3 separate regions of the Mus musculus genome follow, and regions 1 and 3 are each linked to region 2. A link is a loop called in an ENCODE intact Hi-C map of the cell type or tissue named here. Cell type or tissue: gastrocnemius. All regions are shown on one strand.

The links. Peaks named below come from ENCODE experiments on the same cell type or tissue, not always from the same donor. Only the 100,000 strongest peaks of a DNase experiment are listed, where the experiment ranks them.
Region 1: a loop joins it to region 2, with 5 times the contacts of the local background. A loop is called at or near these places in 18 of 42 quality-filtered maps.
Region 3: a loop joins it to region 2, with 5 times the contacts of the local background. A loop is called at or near these places in 16 of 42 quality-filtered maps.

What each region holds. Positions count from the first base shown.
Region 1 is chr3:135,578,930-135,586,929 of GRCm38, forward strand. It overlaps Nfkb1 (nuclear factor of kappa light polypeptide gene enhancer in B cells 1, p105), which reads right to left. Exons shown (of 25, transcript NM_008689.2): 25 at 5,726-6,586. The coding sequence ends at 6,426. Among named protein-coding and RNA genes, the nearest start is that of Gm46827, 25 kb to the right of the region's middle. In gastrocnemius, a CTCF peak has its summit at 3,101 (motif pointing left); DNase peaks (open chromatin) are centred at 13, 2,837, 3,009 and 3,570; H3K27ac peaks cover 4,682 bases.
Region 2 is chr3:135,397,937-135,405,936 of GRCm38, forward strand. No RefSeq gene overlaps it. Among named protein-coding and RNA genes, the nearest start is that of Cisd2, 21 kb to the right of the region's middle. In gastrocnemius, CTCF peaks have their summits at 4,513 (motif pointing right) and 6,096 (motif pointing right); a DNase peak (open chromatin) is centred at 4,533.
Region 3 is chr3:135,502,595-135,510,594 of GRCm38, forward strand. Manba (mannosidase, beta A, lysosomal) reads left to right here. Exons shown (of 17, transcript NM_027288.3): 2 at 4,315-4,409. Among named protein-coding and RNA genes, the nearest start is that of Manba, 21 kb to the left of the region's middle. In gastrocnemius, a CTCF peak has its summit at 3,134 (motif pointing left); a DNase peak (open chromatin) is centred at 3,146; H3K4me3 peaks cover 1,136 bases; H3K27ac peaks cover 3,168 bases.

The DNA of each region.
Region 1 (8,000 bases), 180 kb after region 2:
GGCCAAGGCTGGCTTTCAGTGAGCTTCTGGAGGGAGGGAGGCTTCTGCAGCCTTTTGCTGTAAGTAGAGGGGAGGGCGAGGGAGAGCCTGCAGGAGCTGGCTGATGGTGCCCTGACTACAGGCATGGGCAACTGTTCTCTGGAAGGAAAGGAAGTCGTGAAGGCCTATGATGAGTGGAGGATGGAGAGAAACAGGGAGAGAGAATCAGTGAGAGGAAGAGAGAACAGAGGGAGAAAAGGGAAGAGAGAAATGAGAGACAGGAAGAGAAAGGGCAAGGAGGAATGTGTCAGGAAGGGAGAGGAGAAGAAGAAAGGGACAGAGGGTGGTAGAGAAAGGAAACGGGGAGGGGGAGGGAGAGGAGAAAGAAGGAAGGAGCCTGCAGCTCTCTAAAACAGAGCTCTGGCTTCTGTCTTAGGTGCCTGGCAGGCAGAATGGAAACTGGGTCACAAGGTCCAATACCAGAGCTACTTCCTGCTCTATTAATTTACTTCACTTCTATCTGTCCTGCTACCCTGGCAAACAGGTCGCAGCCAAGTGATTTTCAAAGTGTGTGTGTGTGTGTGTGTGTGTGTGTGTAGTTCAGAGGAAACTTTATGGGGCCGGTTCGCACCTTCTACCCTGTTGTGGGTCCTGGGGGATCTGACTCAGGTTGCCAGGTTCCTGTAGCGGGCGGCCTTACAGGTTGAGTCACCTTGCTGGCCCTGAGTGATGTCTAATTGAAATTTACTTACTGTGACTCTCTGGAAACTTGACACAAACCTCTGGAATAGATAGGGGAGAAGTTAGATGACAAATATAAAGAAGCCCCCGTAACCAAAGAAAAGATATGGCCATCAGCTGCTGCCTGTGGGGAGGGATGACATTCAACCGCCTGTCTGCTCCTCTTTGCAGCTTTAAGGAGTCCCTGTGCCTATGGCTGGCCCACGCGCTGTGTGCAAATGCTCTTCCCCAGCCCCTCACAATAGGCTTTTGGCTGGATGGTGGGGAAGGCAGGGCCAAATAGTGACTCTGATCTTCAAGGAGTCGAAACTAGGATGGAAGACGTGTAGAGCTGCTTTCGCATAGATCTGGGTGGCTCACACTAATGTGCTGTGAGCTCACACTGCCCTCACACAGGGGGAAAGGGTAGTATTTCTGTGGCTTGGTGGTTGAAGGACAGGTGCAGGGGCTGTGGCGCCCCAGGAAGAGAGTCGGATGGGTCATTACTAGCTTGGGTGGCAAGGCCTGTCTAGGAGGCTGCAGTAAGGTTCTCTAGAGGTGTCCTGTCTGGTCCTTTTGGCCTCTCTGGGTATGTTGGGAGGAGGGATTGTGCACTAATGGGACTGGAACCTGGGTGGGGTTGTTGTTTGAGACAGGGTTTCTCTGTCCTAGAACTCACTCTTCAGACCAGGTTGGCCTCCAACTCAGAGATCCACCTACCTCTGCCTCCCAAGGGCTGGGATTAAAGGTGTGTGTCACCATGGCTGGGCACATGGGTGTGTTTTTGAGGGCTATGTGCTTGTTAAGGGAAGGATTGCGTCCCAGGAAATTAAAGCCAGGCAGCGTTGAGAAACTCCTGCAAGCTCCAAAGCTAGAGAGAAGGGTCTGGAAGGAGAAGGAATGAGAGAGAGAGACCGGCATGTACTCTCAAGGCCCCTCCTGCCCTGTCTGGGGGCGGTTCTGTCTGGTTTTAGCGTTCTTAGAGGAAATGGTTTCACGGGTGCTGTCTTCCAGCTGTTTGGCCAGCTGTGAGTAATGTCCTTCAATGCCCCTGACTGGCAAGCTGTTGCTTCTGGCACATCCGTGTGATTTGTTCCGTCAGGGCCGCCTTGCACCTGTGAGAGGTTACAGACCGAAGCTGAGGCCTGAGCTGTAAAGACTCATGACTGAGTCTCTCTCTCTACAGAGAGTCCAGCCTCTCTCTCCAGGGAGGGCCAGACACCAGCACACGGTCTTGTGGACTATGGCAGGAGGTGTAACCCTTCCCCCCCCATTTACCTCAGAGTGTTATGGAAATAACGATTGGGAAGTATTTTTTAAGTGGAAGCACTCCTGTTTTTAAAGATATTTGCTTGTTTAATATGTAAGGTGGTTGTTCCCAGATCACAGAAAGAAATGTATTGGAAATGCATAAGGGACATTTGCATGTGGTCGGGAGATAGAGGTGTGTGTGTGTGTGTGTGTGTGTGCGCGCGCGCGCACTGCAGAACAAAGCCACCCATGCCATGATGCTTCTCATTCAAGTCATACTGTCACTTAAGTTGTACACTGTTGCTTTGGGAAAGGAAAGGGGATCTTCAACATTATCATTGTCATCGTTGTCGTTATCATTGTCATCATCATCATCACCACCATCGTTTACTTAGGAGACAGGGTCTCCTCCCTATGTAGTCCAGGTTGGCATCAAACATATGGTGATCCCCCTGCCTCAGCCTCCAGAGCACTGGCATTACAGACATGTGCCACAAGCCCAGCTTTACCAAGCAATACGTCCTTTTAGTGGTATTCTGGGACCACACTGCATATGGGTTGACACATTATGACTCCATCTTTGCACAGAGCTGGTATAAAAAAACAAGCCGGTTGTTCATCAAAGACTTTGAAAGCATCCTCAAAGACAGTCTTTGGAGTGGGGCTGACCTGTGTTTGACTCTGGGAATGGGTCAAATCTGAGCTCTTTGTCTGTGTTGGAAACTGAAAGGGGCTGGCGTGTAAAGACGCCCATTCTGGCTGGCTTCTGCCCCTCTGCGTTCTTAGCCAAGACTTAACAGGCTTTGGGGGCTGTACTCTGTACTGGTGACTGCTGTGTCTGCTGTGTCGCAGAGAGTTGCCCCAGGGGACCCAGGTGGGTAAATGAACAACAGCAGGGATTCCTCCCCCTCCCCCCACACCCCCAAGAAGAAAGGCCTGCAGATCCTGAAAAGGTTTGGGTTATGCCTGCAGAGTACAGAAACCTCAAAAGCTGACTGAAGTTCTGAGGAAGCTATTTTTGAGTGGCGGCCTGCTGTGAGGAAAGCTTTCAGGGCAAGCTTCTTTCAGGCTCATTGTAGCTTCCCACCCGACCAACCGACCAACCGCCTGTACTGCCTCTGGTGTTTATCTCCATCTACTGGCGTGAAGGTGGACTCTCCTTCCATTGAGAGGCAGGCAGTTCTGGCTGCCTTCATGTGGATTAGCGTAGAGACCTGGTAAGAAGGGGAAGTTTCTGGAACAAAAGAGAGCCAGGATTGTTTATTAAAGAAGAGAAATGCTATTTTACATATTGGTACGGGCAGCCTGGTTGGTGTCCCTCCAGTCAGTATCTTTTCTGCTGAACTTATGGTAGGCAAGCTGTCTTTTCAAATGCCTGGAGAATGGTGGTGTCCACTCTACACCCAGGGCTTAAAACCCCCACTAGTATTTAATTTGCTTTCAAATCTGTCATTTGAGGAGAACAGCAGAACAGCCCATGTCTATTATGGTCAGCATCTGCTGAGACAGCCCAAAGGCTAGGCAGGGTCACCTGGCAGCCGTCGGCTTGGCAAGCTTTGGCTAGGACCTCGGTTAAGGCTGTTGGCTGAACACCTGTACTGGCCTTCTCTTCATGGCTGCTTGGCACCCTCTGAACAGGGTGACTGAGTTCCAGGAGAAGGTAGTTCCGGGAAGGTTGGCAGAAATTCGGACCTAGTTTCGGAAGTCACTCAGCATCGTTCCTGCCTTGCCACAGGTGGCCTGGACTCAGGAGCCTAAACCCAGGAAACAATGGTGTCTCTCTGTGGGAAGGGCTTCAGCACCATGTTTTAAGACGCACAGCTAACAGCCATAGAAAGTCCTGGCTGGGGCATGGTGGCATGGCTGTCCCAGGAAGTATTACGAAACACCAAAGCAAGACAGTTTTGTCTTAAAGTTTCCAACGCAGAATAAGGGTGTGTTAGGGTGGAGAGAGGGTACTGTAATGGAAAACAGAATTTGCTGTTTAACCAGTTTCTGTTCATTTGTGATGCATTCTAAGAGGTAGAATCTGCTCTGCTTTTACATCACAGAATGAAGTCTCGATTAGGGCCTTCTCGATGTCAAGGGTGTTTGTCTAAGATTGGTGGTATGTCTAAAATTCGTATGGTTTAAATTTTCATACATATGGAATTTTTGGTAGAAAGGGATTCCGATTAATTGATGATTAGGCACTTAGAATATTTATTAAATAATTTAAGTATTATTAAGTAGCTTGTATTATATATTTAAATAATTAATCATTTCTTCATTAATGATATTTTACTTAATCTTATACCAAATCCCTACTAATAGATTCAGTCATTATCATCTTTTTTGTCCCAATAAAATCATTCTCTAACTCACAAGCCTAGGCGCTAAGTATCTGGATATAAACGCAGATGCACCTTAGCCACAACTGAGTTGCGCTCTCTGGACCTCCATTTTCTTCATTGTAAGTTTGGAATATTTTGTCATATGGACACTGACATACAAGATGTCTATTTGGGGTACCTTGAGCTGTGTGAGGGAGATAGCCCAGATCACTTTAGCCTGTCTCCCAGGATCTGAAGGTCCCAGCAATGGGAAAGGCATTCATATGACTACCATGGAAATGGGGGTGAGAGCTCTTTGTAGTGAAGGCAGTTCCCAAAGGTAATAGCTGGTGGGTTTCCAGGCCCTTCCGTGGGATCAGTAGTAGATCACTTGTGTGGCATGACAAGGCCTTAGGTTTTTGGTTTTTTCTTTCTGTGTGTATGGATGTTTTGCCTGCATGTATATCTGTGCACCATTTATATGCCTGGTGCCCACAGAAGCCTGAAGAGGGCATCATATTCCCTGGGACCGAAGTTACAGGTGGTTGTGAGCTGTGAGGGGTTCTAGGAATTAAACCTACTGACTGGTCCTCTGGAAGATCAGTGCTCTTAACTGCCAAGCCACTTCACCAGAAGGTTTTGGATTTGATCTTTACACTACACACTAAATGACCTTGGTCACACACCAGAGTCCAAACTAAGACCTCTTTCAAGCCATTAATCTTCCCTCTTTCTACTTTCAGCCATGCAGACTTACTAAACTCCATACTGGAAAATCTTTTACATATGTTGGAATTTAGTTTTTAATTAAAATGTATATTTTCTCATGATCTTAAACATGTATAGGATGTACTGAGATCATATCCACAAACCCCGCTGCCTTCTCGTTTCCGCCTCCTACTTTCCTGCTTCTGTGCTTGTGTGTATGAGTAAGTTTAATTAGGGCTGCCTGCATGAACATGGGGAGGGAATAGTTACTGGAGTATGTGCTATACCATTTGAAGAAAGGACTCCCATTCCCCTAGCAACTATTAACAGCCAGTTGCTGTGGTGTCTGTGTGTGTGTGTGTGTGTGTGTGTGTATTTCATCAGTCCCTCTCTATACATGATGAAGGACCACATCTTGTACAGGTTTTGTGTAGTTAGCTATGAACGCAACGGCCACATCGTATCCAGAAGATGAAGTGCTGAAGCTGGGGTCTGTTATCCTTCATAGACACAGACAGCATGCGCTGGAGAGGAACGGTGTAGAGATTGGAATGTTGATGCTAGGCGTCCAGATGATGTTGCCTGGGTCGGAACCTCAGTCTTGGGTTAGAACACTTTTATTTCCACAGTTTGAACATTTCTAGCTTCAAAGAAATGTGTCTAAAGGAGAATGTGGATGTGACAAACGGGCTGTGGGGCTGTTCCCACAGTCACAGGGACTCCTCTGAGAAAGCATTTGCAGAGATCAGACAAGATTAGGTCAACAATGTGCTTGTACTTTTATTATAAAAGTAAAATAAAAAAGTAAATAGCATTTATAAATTCAACATTTCTTCTTTTAAAGTATTTGATTTAGAAAACATATTTACAATAGTAAAATGCATAAAACGGGGAAAATACTATTTTCAGCACTGATTGTAGCATGTTTTAAATATTGTAAGTTCATGTGTTTTTTATTTTTAAATCACAGATAAACCACATTAAAAAAAGAAATGTCTTTTTTTTATTGCGCATCAAGGTACTCATTTAAAAATATGTTTTTCCTTAATCTTAATTTGAATGCACAACTTACAGTAGATGGCTAGAAAGGACACCGGGTGGGGACAGCGACACCTTTTAATGACAGCAGGAACCCAGCGGAGGGACAGCAGTAACAACACAAAGCAAATGTGATCCAGTAGCAGCAGAGAAAGCTCAAGACACTGCACCTGAGCCATAGAGTGCAGCTGAGCGAGCGAGCGCCATGATTGCTAGACACCGTCTGTGCGTGGCAACTACATTTCATTTCAGAACCAAGAAAGGACGCCAAATTCGGAAGGCCTTGAATGAAATCGAGTGACCCTGCAGGCCGGCGATTCTCCAGCACCTTTGGATTCGCTTTGCCTTCCTCCTTTGGGACGATGCAATGGACTGTCAGGGCTTTGGTTTACACAGTGTGGGGGAACGGCCAGCAGGCTAAATTTTGCCTTCAATAGGTCCTTCCTGCCCATAACCGTGGGGCATTTTGTTCAGAGATAGCAGTGGGCTGTCTCCAGTAAGAGACTCTGTAAAGCTGAGTTTGCGGAAGGATGTCTCCACACCACTGTCACAGACGCTGTCACTATCCCGGAGTTCATCTGCGGAGAAAGCACAGACTCATGAGGGGCTGAGTTAGGCCATGGCAAGGGCTTTGTTCTGCCTGCTGTCCCTGTCACCTTCAACTGTCAACTTCACACGTCTAGAATCACTTGAGGAGGGAGGTGCAGATGAGGGAGGGCCCAGCCAGATGAGACTGGTCTGTGGGCGTGTCCTGACAGTTAACTGACTGGAGGAGGACCTATCCTCTGTAGACAGCACCACTCCCTGAGAGGCAGTCCAGGGCTGTGTAAGAAAGCCAGTGGAGCATGAGCCCATGAGGCAGCAAGCCGGGGTGCTCAGCAGTTTCAGATTCAAAGTCTTTGGGTTCCTGCCCTGAATCCCTTCCATGATGGATAGGAGCTGGGGGCTGATATAAACCCAGAGAGCTTTGTCACAGTGCCCTAGAGCACCATCCACAGCAGTGGGCTCCCTCCCAGGCTCCGTGTGGACTATGGTATGGAGGGTTGTGCTTGCTAGCTCCTGCGCAGCACGGCATCCCACCTCCCCATCATGCCACCGGTGCTGCTTGGCTGTGTGAATGGCAGGGTTATCAAATGACATTAGAGAGTGCTACAGGGTACATCAGTCTTTCTGTTGAACAGAATCTGTTCTGAATTCTCTTGGTTCAGGATAAACATGTTTTCCTTTGTAAAGTGAGGCATATTTTTCTAACTGCTCTATCATTTTACCTTTTGTCTTTTTTTTTTTTTTTTTTTTTTTTAACGGCTGGGCAAACTGCTGAATACAAGGCAAAATAAACTCATAACAGAAGCAGGAACTAAAAATGGCACCTTTCTCTGAGCTGTATGAGCTTTTAAAGAATACACATTGCCTAGAAAATTTTCTTTTGGTGCAAGAAAATGAGGCTTTTTTTTTTTTTTTTAAATGTGTCTATACCAAAAGCTTAAGTTAAATTCTATCGCCTGAAAAGCATTCCTGGGAACCAGAGCAGATTATTTCTGTACAGAGTGACTAAAGAAACAGAAGCATAACACTTACTAAGCAAATGTTTGACTCTCATCATTGAATCTTAACGTCAGAACACTGAGACTCAATGACCATGCCAGAGCGGTGTCCTGGTGTTACCTCATCCAGTCAACTGTCTGTTGTGTAACAGGGACTGGGCAGCATTTGAAAGGCTTACTGTGTATTATGGTTCGGATCTTAAAATGTCCCACAAAGGCTGTGTGCTAAGTAAAGGCTTGGTTTCTAGCCTGTGACATTATCTGGAGGTGATACAACTCTTTGACTATGGGGCCTCACAGAAGGAAGTTAGGTCATGGAGGGCGTGGCTTTGAAAGAGATCTGTACTGGGGCTCCTCCCCATCTCTGTGTACTTCCAAACACCTTGAAGTGAGTAGGATTCCTCTACCATGTGCTTCCTCCGTGATGAAGGGTTTTGCTATACCCCGA
Region 2 (8,000 bases):
GGGCTTTCCTCTGGTTCTTGGTTCAGAGTAAATTTTAATAAAAACTGCAGTCAACTGCAGTGGTCCTTCAGTCTAATACCTGCATAGTTCAAGAATCAAGTCAGTCAGTAAATACCCTAGAAAAATGCAAGGTGGTCTTTGTGACGATTGTGAATTCTATATTGTAATACAAAGTAAGCATAGTAAAACTACATGAACCTAAAGAGAAAGAAAAAATTCCCTTGAATTCCCATCACTTTAGTTAAAAAATTAGTCAGAGGCTGGGCATGGTGGCACATGCCTTTATTCCCAGCACCATAGAGACAGAGGCAAGCTCTGTTTGTCGAGTTCAAGACCAACTTGGTCTACACAAGCCAGTCAGGGCTGCATAGAAAGATCTACAAACAAATAAATTAGGGGAAAAAAAGAAAACTTGCTCTCTTTCTTCTCTTGTCCACCTTAGCTCCATGGATGGAAAACACTAGGCAGTTTTATATTTTAAAACTTGCCAGATAACACAATTGCTGGGTGTAGAACCTATTGCCCTAAACTTATCTGCTATCCTATATCAGCAATCTGCCAGTGTCGGAGGCCACCACCTGCTCTGGTTGCCCTAAGGCCTTATGTGGTTGTTGTGTCCCTTCTCCTCCTCTAGCGACTTGGAAATCCCACCTTTTTCCTTTTGCCCAGCAATCTGCTTCTGCCTCCTTTATTGACACAATCAATAACCAATTAGGGAATCAACACCTCCCTCTACATCATACACATAAAAATAAATAAAATGTTCAAAAAATTTTGTGAAGCCAGGATGATGATAGATTTCTATCCCAGCAGTCAGGAGGCTAAGGCAGGATCACACATAAAGAAAGGGCCAGCCTGGGCTACACAGTTCAAGGACAGATTGGGCTACATAGTACATCTCTGCCTTAAAATAACATCAACAATAGGAGATCCCTTTTTTAAAATGTCGGCAGCCAGGACTTTAAGCTTGCCTTTTAGAAGTGCTTTTGGGAGGTGGGAGAAAAAGGTCAGTTGGTAAGATGCTTGACTAGTGGAGTGCAGTGTTCAACCCCAGTGGGAAATCGTCAAACATGCTTCTAGCCCCAACACTCAGGAAGTAGAGGCAGGAGGATTCACAGTTCAGGCTCTGCTATGTCAGGAATTCAAGACCAGCCAGAGCTAGGATTCTACCACAAACTAGAATTTACTTTTAAAAGTGCTTCTACTGGGGCTAGAGAGATGTCTCAGCAATTAAGCGCACTTGTTGCTCCTGCAGATTGACCCACCAGGTCCAGTTTCCACCATCCATACCATGGTTCACACCTATATGTAATTCCAGCTCCAGTGGGTCCAGTGCCCTCTGGCCATACATACTGAATACTTATGATGCACATACAGGCACATACACATGCAGGCATACACACACCTATATATTTTAAAAGAGCTTCTATGAGCACTAGGGTTATGACTGGTGGTAGAGCGCACCTCTAGCATGCATGAATACATAAATTTGATTCCTGGCACTTCATAAAACCTGTCATGGTGGCCCATGCCTATAATTCCCAACACTTAGGAAATGGAGCCAGAAGAGTCCAAAGTTCTAGGTCTCTCTTGGATGCATAATGAGTGTGAGGCAGTCCCAGGCTAGATGAGACTCTGTTTCCAAAAAACAGTAGGGGGAACTTGCAGTGCAAGTGTGAAGACCTCAGTTAAAAAGCCAGATGATGGGCTCTTTGTAAACCCAGTGCTGAGGAGACACAGGCGGATCCCTGAGGCTCAGGCCAGCTAGGCTTGCTTATTTTATGACCTACAGGCTAGTCAGAGAGACTATAAAAACAAAAACAACAAAAAAACAAGGTTGACAGCTCTGGCCTGCACAAAGACAAAAGTATAGATGTGTTCTCTTGTTCTCTCTCAATCATGTATGATCACGAGCTGTTCCTTTGGCATCTTGTTCTACACACACACACACACACACACACACACTCGTGTGCATGTATGAACATGTTCTCTCATATACTCTAACCATTAAACAAAACTTGCATGTGATCTAGCATTTCTACTTCTGGTTCTATACCCAGAATATATGCAAATAAGGTTCTTGAGACAGTTGTGTGAACTGAATTCATAATGGTGTTATCACAATAGCACAAAGGCCAGTGCCAACCAACAGGCATACCGGTAAATAAAGTGGGCTCTGCAGAGACTTGGGAACACTTACCATTAATTAATAAAGCTTGACATGTTGACACATGCTATGATGTTCATGGCCCTTGAGGGCATTATGCTCTGTGAGCTCAGGGACAACAGAATGATGTTTGCCAGGTTGGGGGTGGGGAGGAGTGGGCGTTGCTCTTTAGAGGGTATGGGGGCTTCTGGGAGAGCTTCTGGTATCTGCTTCAAACTGGTATCTGCCTATAAGTAATATCTCTTGAAACACAGAGGTGGAGCGGGGTTGGTGGAGGGCTCAGTGGTTAAGAGGACTGGCTGCTCTTCAAGAGCATCAGAACAGGATTCCAGGGGCCTCTGTGGACCCGAGGCAGGGACATGGTGCACAGACTACATGTAGAAAAAACACAAGTACATCTAAACTATGTTAAAATAGCCTAGGGCTGGCCAGATTTCCCACAAGCTAAAGGAGCTTACCACTAAGGCATAGCAAGTTCAATCTTTAGATTCCACACAGTGGCTGGAGAAAGCTGACTCCAGCAAGGTTTTCCATAATTCCCATGATGCTCTATGATACACATGCCTTCCCACACCCCAGATACACACACATAAAATAAACAATTAAACTATAATAACACTAGCCTTAACATTCCTTAAGGGCTTACTTCTGCCTTCTTACTGAATGCTTTTACCAACCAGGTTCCTTGGCACAATGCGGGATTTCAGTTACAACATCCTTGTCATGTGTAGCTCAGGCTGTCCTGGAACTCACTCTGTAGACCAGGCTATCCTTGAACTCAGAGATCTACCTGCCTCTGCCTCCCTAGAGCTGGCATTAAAGGTGTCACCACCATGCCTGGCACCATGCCTGTTTTCTTAAGAATGAAGACATACTAGGCTTTCGGGAAGGGTGAAGATGCTCGTGTCTGAGCCCTATGACCGAATCTGACTCCACGAGTCTGAGTGGAAGGTGGGAACTGACTCCCACAATTGCTCTCTGACTCCACACGTGCACCAGGGCACCACCTCCCACTGAAAATGGAAGAAATGAAAGCATACGTCCAATTGGTCAAACTGATGCTGCAGTCTGACGCTTTCTTTAATGTCAATGGATTTCTGACTGAGAGAACTGAAAAATCCAGACCAACTGAGTCACAAAGAAAAACCCTTTATGTGCGCAGCAAGAGACAATTTTGTGTCACTTCCTCTAATGTTGATAGGAGTTCCATGTACAGTTTGAGCAAGAATAACAATACAGCAGGACAGCAAGTGAGGAGAGAGGAGACTGTTGTTCAGTGGTCCTCAACTTCAGCTGAACTAGGAGTGTACTGGCAGCTGGCCACCTAATGCGAGCACAGTTAAACTGCTATAGTGCGCACTTACGATGGGGAACGATGATGAATTATGTACGTAGTTTGCCATGATTTAAAAACCAAATAACTTTGTTAAGACACAGACTCACTATGTACGTCTGTCTGGCCTGGTATCTTATTGGAAGCCACCAGGGTGGCTGTAAACTCACAGAGATCTACCTGCCTCTGCTTCCCGAAGTACTGAGATGAAAGGTGTGAGCCACCACACCCGGTACAAATAATAACTTTTTCAGAGAGCTTCTGTGGGGTCAGCAAGAGGAGCCCAGGCGGTGAAGGGGGCTGCAGTCAGGACTGGCAACCTGAGCTTGATCCCTGGGACCCTTGATAGAAAGAGAAAACCAGCTCTTGGCATGAGTACCACGGGGTGAGCACATGCCCCGAAGGGGACATCTACATATGTGTTTGCGTGCTTGCTCTTGTGTGCATGAATGAGTGTGTGCGCACACGCTCACCAAATAAATAAATGTTAAAAAAAAAAAAGACATTAGATTGGGCCTGCATAGATAATTTCCTGGAGTATGGCCCATCAAATCACGTGGTATATTCACAGGTGGGATAGATTCACAGGTTCTAGGAACTGGGGTGAGGAAATCTCGGTGGGACAGTACTTTAGAAATTCTACTGTATCCGATGTCCACATTTCAACTGCTGTAGATTCCTTTAGAAGACATTTTTATCTGTCATGTTCTCTTTCCATAACTCTTTCCACGACAAAAATGCTTCACCAAGGCAAAGTTTCTGCTTAATGAGTAGACACATCTGTCATCACTCCACAGAGAGAGAGAGCTAGGCACTTAACCATTTTAACTTGCTGTCACGTGGACATTACTGTCCTTACAGGACTTGCCACATTGAAACCTATGATCCGCTTTATCGCTCGTAGTTTCAACATCCAGCATTAGCAGTGGCTTGATAAGATGTGGCCAGGAAAAATGCACGCTGCTCAGGTTTCTGGCACTGAATTTTTATGGTGCTGCGCGAGTGAAGAACATACGGCCACAAGGTGGCAGTAGCGCACACACCATTTCTATGGGCGAGCCCTGATAGGTTCTCATCTGGTGAAAGGAAGTGGCCAACCACAGGCCCCACCACCAGCTGAAGTAGGGAAGGTAAATCCTCAAGGTTGGGGTGGGGGAAGACCACAGAAAGGGCACATCTGGCTTAGTGATGTCACCCAGCATCCTGACATCTTTGGGTCAGAGAACACTGCTCTTAACTCCAATCAGCCATCCTACGTGGCCATTATTTTAGGATTTTTACCCCTGGTGTCCTCTCTCTCCTTTTTCCACTTCCTCCTCTTCTGCCTCCTCAGGGTCTCCTCCAACTCCAAGCCTGGAAAACCCAAACCACTCACATGTCTCTTCTGCCCAGCCATTGGCTGTTGGCGTCTTTATTTAACCAATACTTTTAATCAGGAAGCAAGGTCACATTGTCCATGCAGATCCTCTCCTTCCAGGGAGCAGCCAGGCTATGGGGCCGGTACTTATCATTACAAAAACATATCAGAAGAGCAGACCTCAGCAGGTGCTTGCTGCCAAGTCTGAGAACCTGAGTCCAATTCCCAGGACCCTCAAGGAGGAGAGAAGCAGCAGGCTCCGCAAGCTGTTTCACCCAGACTGTTTAAAGCATCATTTCTTAATGTGCAGTGCATCTGCGCATTTAACCCCCCGCCCCCACCCCGCCAAGGGAGAGCTGAAAGACCCTGTTACTGCCTCTCTGAGCAATGTCCTTAGCAGTGTGTACCTGCTTGTAATTCTACTGTATTTAAAGACTGCTTCATGACTTCTGCAAAAGAAAGATTTGTTGAGTAAAATGAAAAATAGGGCTTCCAGTCAAAATCCACTATGAACAAAAGCCTGGGGGCAGATGCAGCAGTTAAACACAGAAAGCAGCTACAGGTGTCCTCCTTCATCCAGTCTGTGTGCACCAGAGACGTGGAGGCAGTCGCGGCACAGCTGCACATTTGGCTTTCAATTGCCCCTGTAGCGGGCAAATTCTCTAACACAATCTATGCGATTCAAACACCACCTGTCGTATTTTAGAAAATTATGCAGTAAGTTAGCAATTAAGTTTGGAAATGTTCCAGCCCAATGGGGAAACTTCTTGCAGTGAAGCCCTCACATACCAAGAACATCTCGGGGCCGAGCGTGGTGGCGCGCGCCTTTAATCCCAGCACTTGGGAGGCAGGGGCAGGCGGATTTCTGAGTTCGAGGCCAGCCTGGTCTACAGAGTGAGTTCCAGGACAGCCAGGACTATACAGAGAAACCCTGTCTCGAAAAAACAAAAACAAAACAAAGAACACCCTGGGTACCTTTTCCACCTAGATATACCACGTTTAGCACTAAGCTTTCAAAAGTGGGTACTGTATCAGTGAATGTAACATCCTACCTTCTCAACTATCACACTACCTGATGCAAATTTCTCAAGCTGCTCGCCTTTCATTTTCAATTCTCACTTGTTTTTTTGGTTATTTCTCTGGTCAGCACTCACATTTTATTGTTCACCTGCCTCTGGATGAATTTTTTTAAAAGATTTATTTATTACATGTAAGTAGACTGTAGCTGTCTTCAGATGTACCAGAAGAGGGCGTCAGATCTCGTTACGGATGGTCGTGAGCCTCCATGTGGTTGCTGGGATTTAAACTCAGGACATTTGGAAGAGCAGTGCTCTTAACCACTGAGCCATCTCTCCAGCCACCACCCCCCCCCCTTTAAAATGTAATTTTTTTCAAGGTTTGTTTATTTACTTTTATATATGAGTACACTGTAGCTGTCCTCAGACACACCAGAATAGGGCACTGGATAGCATTACAGATGGTTGTGAGCCATCATGTGGTTGCTGTAGAAAGTTCTTAATACAAGTGTTATGTTTAGGAATAGAAAACAGATAACCAACTAATTGGATTTTGCTATGAAGGAAAACTAAGTAGACTGAAGATGGAAGGGGCTCGGGCACTGGCTTTGGATCGTGTGAGCAGTTCCCCATCCTTAGGCCTTTTCAGATTGGTGATGCAGGCCCTGATGAGTCTGAATGAGTAAAATCTCATTAGTTAAACTTGTTGGGCAGGTATCGAGTACAACAGTCACCTGGTTCGGTTTGGTTTTGGAGTGGAGCATTAAAATAGTTTAGGAATACAGTCTGCCATTTCTAATCAAAGACTATGAAACAAAAATGATACAGATCAGCAGCTAGCTTAATTGGCTTCCTATAAACTTATTAACAAATTAGGTTACAAAACACAAAAGCATTTCAGTGAGTGAATCACCAGGAGGCAGCAAACTCGCAGCTGAGTTGTGACGTGCTTTCCACAACACATCTTGCTTAATTATCCACACCAGTGAGTCATTAGCCCATCACCCTGCTAATGCTCCCAGGATACCTGGTATTTTGTAAGGCTGGTGCTTGTTTGCTGAGTAAGGAATGAGTAGTGCTCTACTTCAGCAGCTTAGGTGACCCCCGTAACAATCGTGAGGAAGCTAAGAAAGCTGTTTCTCTAAGGTTCTACAACACTCAAGTGGTTTATCAATTCATGTGTGTGTGGTTATTCAGTGCCTGTGTACAGCACACGATAGAACTCTGGGAATTTACAGAGGATGGCAATTCTTATGCTCCTGTGAAAGCTTACTAAAACCCCAGCCTGCGCCCAGACGTGGACGTCTGGGCAGAGTAACAGTATGTTTTAAAGTGGAAAATGTGGAGGGGAGGGAACTATTTTCTTCTCAGGGCACTTAGAATTACATTCTGAGACAGTTTTCACTTTTCTCACTGTTCTTATTTGACAAAATTAAAGGTTGACCATCTCATTCTAGACCACCAATCTCCAATAAATGTGCCTTCTGTGAAGCCCAAAAAGGATGGCAGCAGCTGGAATATTTTTCAATGACTGTTGCTGTGCATTGTAGCAATGGTTTTACAGAGCAGAATGGCTTCCACAAACAAGGCATCCGAACTCATGCTGGGATTTGACCATCTGTGGGAAAGTACCTGGTTAATCTGATGGTGAAGGCAGGCGCTTGGGGGCACTGAATCAAGAGTCTCTGAACACCCCACCGCCACAGACGAGAAAGGCTCTACCTCTCCCCTGCCTATAGGCAGTTATGAGCTTGGAGTGCAGACCTTGTAAAACTCCCTCAGCACAGATATTTTCCAACTCTAATTTTGGATCTTTCTGTTGGTCACAAGAAAGGTAAAATCACATAGAGGAATTCACTGACATTATGAAATACATTTATGGGCCCTGTCCATGCTTGATGTAATGTCTGGTACACATAAATACTCAATAATTCTTAGCCTTATTACTACAAAGATGGAATGTTTCTTACACCTACATGGGAAGACTACGGGTTCAGGAGATGGACAGATCATGAGAACCGGAGTTCTGATCCCTGGCCCTCCCTCACTGAGGCACATAGCTGTAACCCAACTGCTGAGGAGGAGACGAGCCGTTCCGGGGCTCACTAGGCTGCGCAGCCTAGTTCA
Region 3 (8,000 bases), 100 kb after region 2:
CCAAGGCTAACGACCTTAAGTCAATCCCTGAGACCCACATAGTGGGAGGAAAGAGTCGCTTCCTATACATTCTCCTCTGGCTCCATACGTGAGGCCTGGCACTTGGGTCCCCCTCCCCCATCAGTAAAATGGAAAAAAAAAGTTGGAATTGTATAAGTGGGAGAAACTAGCCTGTAAATTCTCTTCATGTGAGAAAACACATCTAGCATGATTGCCTTCTTGGGCTTCCCTCGTAGCTTCCTGCAAGGAACACAGACACAGGAAGGAGACCCAAGCCCTGCTGCCCCCGCTAGCCCTGGGGTGCAGTGTGTTGACGTCCTTGGCTGAGCTGCCCTCGAAGCTTGCTAGTCTTTTTCTTTCATGATATTTTTAACCATCTTGGTTTAAGTCCACAGTGCGGAGTTATAAATAGGGCTGAGTGAAGACATTTGGGCAAGTTAATAACTGGGCTTCTCTTCCAGCCTGAGTTCTTAAATATTTATTCTGTGTTTCTTCACCGGGGCGGCTCAGAGCAGCAGAAAGGGAAGCAAGGTAGTTGGGACTTCCACACACCAGTTGACAGCGTCTCACCCCGAAGCACAACTTAAAATACAAATCTGTTTCGTAGCTTTAAAGCTCACCTTACTCTCTCCCGAGGTGGCTTATCAAGCTACCCTAGTTAGGAACGATGTGTGGCAGGTTGAAACCTTGATGGCAGTGTACTCCCCTGGAGTCATTATGATGCTGCTTCATGGGTGGGAAGCCTGGACAGCTGCCCAGATGGTCACTACCAGTCAAACACGGCCATTCCACTCTCATTGCAGAGGATCATGGACAACACTGGCTTTTTCTTCTACTCCTGGAGTTACTGCCCTCCAGGAGATGACATCCAGCTCTATCTTAGGGGTTCTGTTGCTGTGATGAAACACCATGACCAAAGCAACTTGGGGAGGGAAGGGTTTATTTTTTGACTATGCTTCAGTATTACAGCTTACCATCCAAGGAAGTCAGGTCCGGGACTCAAACGGGGCAGGAACCTGGAGCCGGAGCTGAATCAGAGGCCTTGGAGAAGTGCTGCTGACTGACTTGCTCAACGTGCCTTGCTCAGCCTGCTTTATCATAGAACCCAGGACCAACAGCTCTGACCCATTTCCACCCACAATGGGTTAGGCCTTCTCCCACTAACCACTAAGAAATAATAAGAAAATGCCTTACAACCTAGTCTTATAGAGCTGTCTTCTCCATTGTGACTCCTTCCTTCTTGTTTGTTTTATTTTTATTTATTTATTTGTTTGTTTATTTTTGGTTTTTTGAGACAGGGTTTCTCTCTGTAGTCATGGCTGTTCTGGAACGCACTCTGTAGACCAGGCTGGTCTCAAACTCAGAAATCTGCCTGCCTCTGCCTCCCAAGTGCTGGGATTAAAGGCGTGCGCCACCACTGCCCGGATTGTTTTATTTTATTTTATTTTATTTATTTTTTTTAAGATTTATTTATTTATTTTATGTAAGTACACTGTAGCTGTCTTCAGACACTCCAGAAGAGGGCGTCAGATCTTGTTACAGATGGTTGTGAGCCACCATGTGGTTGCTGGGATTTGAACTCCGGACCTTCGGAAGAGCAGTCGGGTGCTCTTACCCACTGAGCCATCTCACCAGCCCTGTTTTATTTTTTGAGACAGTCTTACCTAGTATCTCTGGATGCCCTGGGACTCATGTAGACCAGGCTAGCCTCAAACTCAGAGGTGCACTGGCATCTGCCTCCCAAGTACTCTGATTAAAGGTGTACAGCACCACACCTGGCTGAAGTTCCCTCCTTTCAGATGACTCTAGCTTGTGTCAAGTTGACATAAAGTCGTCAGCACACACATCCTGAGTCACAGTCTACTGGAACTGAAGCAGAAGTGTAGAAGGAGGAATGCCACTTAACTGGTTTGCTCCTCGTGTCTCTCCCAGCCTACTTTCTCATATAAGCAGGACCACCTGTCTAGGGATAGCACCGCCCACAGTGGGCTCAGTGCTCCCACATCAATCATTAATCAAGACAGTACCCCACAGACCTTCCTAACGGCCTCTCCGATAGAGGCATTTCCTCATTTGTGATCCCTTCTTCCTAGCTATGACTAAGTTTGTGTGAGTTTATGTGTACCACCCATCTCCAGGAACCTACAGAGGCTAGAAGAGGGCTGGAGATACAGGTGGTTGTGAGCTGCCTGATGTGGCTACTGGGAACCAAACTTGGGTCCTCTGCAAGAGTACTAAGAACTATTAACCGAGTTCAAGGCCAGCCTGGTCTACAGAGTGAGTTCCAGGACAGCCAGGGCTACACAGAGAAACCCTGTCTCAAAAAACAAAATAAAACAAACAAACAAAAACTATTAACTGTTGAGTCTTCTCTCTAGCACCAGTGGAATAGGTCTCAAAGGGAAAAAATTGGTGCTACAGCAACTGATTGGCTTGGATAATAGATTTATATAAATCATTCCTCTTTGTATTATAGTCGGGGTCACTGTGACTTTGCTATCGGCTATGTCAACAGCCCAGGAGGGCTACAAAGCTTGGCTCCTTGTCCTTTAAAAAAACGGATAGATTTAATTTTTTTATTTTATTTGCATTAGTGTTTAGTGTGTGCCCAGTGCCCAGGGAGGCTGGAAGAGGACCTTGGATCCCTTGGAAATGGAATTACAGATGATTGTGAGCCACCAGTTGAATGCTGGGAATCATATCCTGGTCCCCCGAAAAAAAAAAAAAAAACCAAGTGCTCTTAGCTGTTGGGCTACTTTCCAGGCATTGTTCCATTCAGCTTTTACGATGTTGCTGGGGAATCAAACTGAGATCTTTAGACCTTTGCAACAGTGCTTTGCCTGTTGGTCCATATCCACAACTCCTAGTAAGTCTGTCAGCGCTTGGCCCTTGACTGGCTGCCACACAGAATCAAGCCCACGGGCTGCAGTTTGCTAACATGGATAATCCAGGAAAGCTGGATCCTATGAGTGTGGCAGTGAGTGTACTTACTGCCTGTGTGGTCTCTACTCAGCCCCCAGCAGCGCTCACTTAGAAAGCGTAGTGAAAAGTAGGTTGGAAATGCTTAAGGTCTCCAAGGAATGGGAGTTTCTGCTGAACTTTGGGCAGTAGAGGGCAGGAGATGTGCTGCCCCCTGGAGGCTATCCGGGGTAGTGGAAGCAAAGAGCAAGAACTGGGCCCTGGGAGAGAAAGGAAACGTGTCCCAGGGCGGTCAGATTTTATTTACTGCCAGGACTTTGGAGGTTCTATGTTTGGCTTAAAAGAGGCAGCCAGAGTCTCTTGGAGACCGTTCAGTGGGTGAAGGCGCTTGCTGCCAGGCCTGATGGCTGAGTTCAGTTCTCGGACGCCACACAACGGAAACGCAGAACTGATTCTCCCACCGAGTCCTCTGACCACCCACATAGGTGCTGTGGAGTGTTGCCCTGCTAATTAAGGTCAAAGTCTACCATTGTCCAGATAGCCTTCTGAGCTCTCACAAAATGGTGGACTCTCTTTACCAGCAGGGCTTCTCCTTCTCTGACCTTCTCCGGAGAGTTCAACCCCCACCCCGGTCCCCCATCTCCCCTCTATCTGTGGAATGTCTTTGGTTAGATTACAGGTTCAGCTTCCTTTCTCCTGATAAGAACTGGATCGGCAAGCACCTGAGATTCCTGGGATGCCTCTCTAGGCTAATGAGGCGGCTCAGTTTAGCCTTCAGCCAATGACCTTTGTCCATCCTGGATTTTCCTACTCCTTTCCCCTAAACTATCTAACCATTGATTCACCCCTAAAAACGTTGGTCTGTCTCCCTAAAACTGATCCTGGAATGACTTCATTTTCTTTTGTACTCACAGGCCATCCAATACCCTGTTCAACCACTCTGCCCACTTCGTCCACGTGGGCCGATGGCCGATGGCCCTGGGGAGAAGGGAGACCCACGGTGGTGCATGCCTGAGCACTCTCACACATATAAACAAATATATAATAAAAAACAATCAATACAAAGGGAGCCGGTATCTATCTCCGGACACGTTCTCTGATAATGAGTATTATTTGTACCGCAGAGCTCTTTCATTTCACGCATACTGTTGGGAATTTTCTCCCACATCCTCGTCGTTTTACAGCACTGGGCACTGTTCTCGGGGCCTTGCATATCCCACCACTGGGCCGTATCTGCAGCCTCTGATCCACAGCCCACATTCTCAGTGTTAATCGTCTGACTTTCCTAGGCCAAGAGTTCATTAATTTTTAGGTGATCAATAGTCATTGTTTGTTACCTATTTCAATTGTTTATTTTTAGCATATTTGGCTACCATGTTTATCTTGTACCAACAGGATCCTTACTACAGATTTAATGACCTGAACTATAGATGGATTTCCTTAGATAACTGGACCTACAGCACGGAATTTAAAATCCCCTTTAATCTCAGGTATGTATATTTTTATATATACTATACTAATATACTACATCCATATATACTATATATACTATGTCCATATATACTATAGTATATATACTATGCCCATAGATACTATGTACTATATAGTATATTATAGGGCTGGCAAGATGGCTCAGTGGTTAAGAGCGCCGACTGCTCTTCCAAAGGTCCTGAGTTCAAATCCCAGCAACCATGTGGTGGCTCACAACCATCCATAATGAAATCTGATGCCCTCTTCTGGAGTATCTGAAGACAGCTACAGTGTACTTACATTAAATAAATTTTTTTAAAAGTATATTATATATACTATATTATGTATACTATGTGCTATATACTGTATTATGACAAGATTTTCATTTATGCTTTATGTCTGCTTAGGTTGTATATCAATCAGAGTTAAATCAGATTAGACTTTTGTGTTATCGAAGTGACTGTGTAATTTATTTTTCATTTTATATGTGAGGATGGGGCCACTGCTCATCAGTCATGACATTGCGTTTTAGGGAATAATTGCTCTAGTGGTTATACTGAAGTCACCTAAATCCCATTTTATATAAATGCCCTGGACTTCCCCAGTGTCTTGGAGAATGTATTGATGTATTGATCAGCAGTACTTTTTGTGAAGTTATTCTGTGTGTGTGCATGTGTGTGTGCGTGTGTGTATGTATGTGTGTGGCCAAAGGAGAAATGCCAGGCGATTTAATCAATTACTGTCCACTTTGCTTTTTGTTTCTCTGAACTTTGAGCTCTCCAATTTTGCTAGACTGGTCAATGAGTCGCAAGGGTCCTCCTGTCTCTGCCTCCCCCGTTCTGGGCTTGCCGGCAAGTGCTGCTGTGCCTGTGCCCATCGTTTATGTTGGTCTGTAAATTGTGCTCAAATTCTTCTGCTTCCATGGCAAGCGAGCACCTTACTGACCAAGTTATCTTCACAGGCTCCCTCGCCACCACAGTGCTTGTGTGTGTGTGTATATGTGTGTGTGTGTGTGTGTGTGTGTGTGTGTGTGTGGTGTGTGTGTGTGTGTGTGTGTGTGGTGTGTGTGTGTGTTGTGTGTGTGTGTATGTGTGTATGTGTGTGTGTGTGTGTGTGTGTGTGTGTGTGTGTGTGTGTGTACGGGGATGGTACTAGGATCTGAGCCTAGAGCCTTAGGCATTGAAGCACGTTTCCCCCATCTACAGTGTTGTTAGTGCTATACAACCATTGATACTGTCAATCCCGAGATTCTCTGGAGAAAAACCAATTCCACCATTTTGGGCCAAATTTGAAGCAAGCTTTATTAAATATTAAGTACTGACTAAGAGATGGACTTTGGTCAAGGCCATTCCTGGAATTTCCAAGCTGAATGGCCCTGAGACACTGTTGCAGGGGTTTATAAAGACAAACCCATAGGCCACCATACTTTCCCATGAGGCTTTTGTTATAAGAACTACAACTCCCAGCATTCCAGGAGGTTACTTGGTCCTTGGGCAGGGGAAGCTTACAGGTTAATTTTGGTAATACAAAACTATGACCTTAACCTTACTCATGTGGCCATAAAGAAAACTACAAGTATTGCTTTCAGCAGTGTTCTGTTATCATAAGAAAATATTTCTAGGCGAAGCAGACTGTAAGCAAGTATACAAGCCACCATTATTACTAAATTTGAACAATTTTCTTGTGTATGATTTTTTTTGTTATATTACTTATTATCGCTTTAAAATCTAAAGCCACAGGATAGGGTAAAGAGCCCGTTTAGTGTGCATAAGACCCTGGGTTCAACCCTCAGTGTTGAAAATGAAGCCAGAATATTACGATCAATATATTAGGAGAACCATGCCACATGGTAGTCCAAGTGGTGGTGCAAGCTACTGCGTGTCAGGCTTTTCTTTCCAGATAATGCTTAAAATATTTCTCACAAGAATCCTGTCTCCCACTACATAGTGAGTTCCAGGTTACTCTGGGCTCCCTGAGACTGTCTTAAAACAAAACAAAAGAAAAACAAATAGCACAAAAATCCCAGACAAAATCCCATTTCCCTTTGAACATAGCACATCCCAAATCCAGCCAGCTGACATCCCTACTCAAGTAGCTTACATCCCAATAGCCCATTGCTCTTCTTCATGTAACACAGGTGCCTCTTCCCAAGCTTGTGCCAAGGGATGTGGATTTGCCGCCTCGATCTTTCTCCACTGCCTTCTCCCATTATGTCTAAGTTTGCCTGGCATTTCTCTTAGTAGAGCCTCCTCACGTTCCGGTTTTGACTTTACCCAGAAACTGCAGAATCCAGTGTCTTGGGTTTGCCTTTTAGTCTCTGATGGTGTGAGAAAACATTACTTGCTTTTCCTCAGGAAGAGAAAGCCTGTTTCATGGCTTCATAAAGGAAATACTGGCTTCACTGCGTACCTGTGACACTGGCCCCACCACCCCTGGCCCTGCCATGGACCCCCAACTTGTTCAATTTCTCCTTCTCAGCAACTCAGCCCAAATGATGTGTCTGAATAAAGAGTCTGTCTTTAAAGTAATTGACACTATTAGGGCTTTGTATGGTGGGGTGGCATGGTTCTCTGAGACCCAGACTCTTCTACTTATCTTAACAAAAACAATTTTATTGAACTCTGATCTTTATAACATGAAATTTGCTTAATTTAAAGAACAATTCCATGGCTTTTAGTATATTCAGAGTTTGGCAGTCATCACCATTATCCTGTTTTTTTTTTTTTTTGGTTTTTGTTTGTTTGTTTGTTTTGTTTCAACTTGATGCATACCGGAGTTATCTAAGGGAGAACCACAATTGAGAACCACAATTTCTTTCTCTCTCTCATTCTCTCTTTCTTTCTTTAGTTTTTTGAGGCAAGGTTTTTATTTGTTATAGCCCTGGCTGTCCTGGATTCAATTTGTAGACCAGGCTGGCCTTGAACTTACAGAGGTCTGCCTTACTCTGCCTCCCTGCTAGGATCAAAAATCATGCGCTATCACAGGTAGATGTGGTGTAAGAAAATGTAGGACACTTTCATATATGTATATATATATATGAAGCAGCGTTCTTCTAAGGCGTCTGCTTCCACTCCTGCCTCCAGAGCCTGCCTTCGCTTCCCTCACTGGTGGAGAGTGACCTAAATTGTAAACTGAGATTACCCCTGCTTCCCCAAGTCACTTTTAGTCATGGCATTTTTTTTTTTGTCTCAGCAATAGAAGCCCTAATTAAATCAGCCATCATCAGTTACTCATTAGTTATCATTTCCCGTTCCCATTCACTGTTCCTATCCCAGCCTAGACAGTCAGTAACTAACTCACTTTCCATCTGTAGATGGGATGTAGCACTGCTAACTGATGGAGCACATTAGAGACATTGGTCCTTTATCAAGGCTTCCTTTGATTAAACAACCACAGTACAGCAGTGTTCATCATGATTTAGTTCCTTGTTACTGATGAAAAATATTCACTTCTTTGACTTCTTATTCACTTCTTTCCTATTCTCTTCTTTCTTACACGGTGAGCCTCCGCTAGCCCTTGCCCAGTAGATCAAGAAGTTTCTGTTTGAGTCCTGTGTATTGTGGGCTTGAATGCCATCCAGAGTACAAACTTCAAATTCCAGGTTGTTCCTT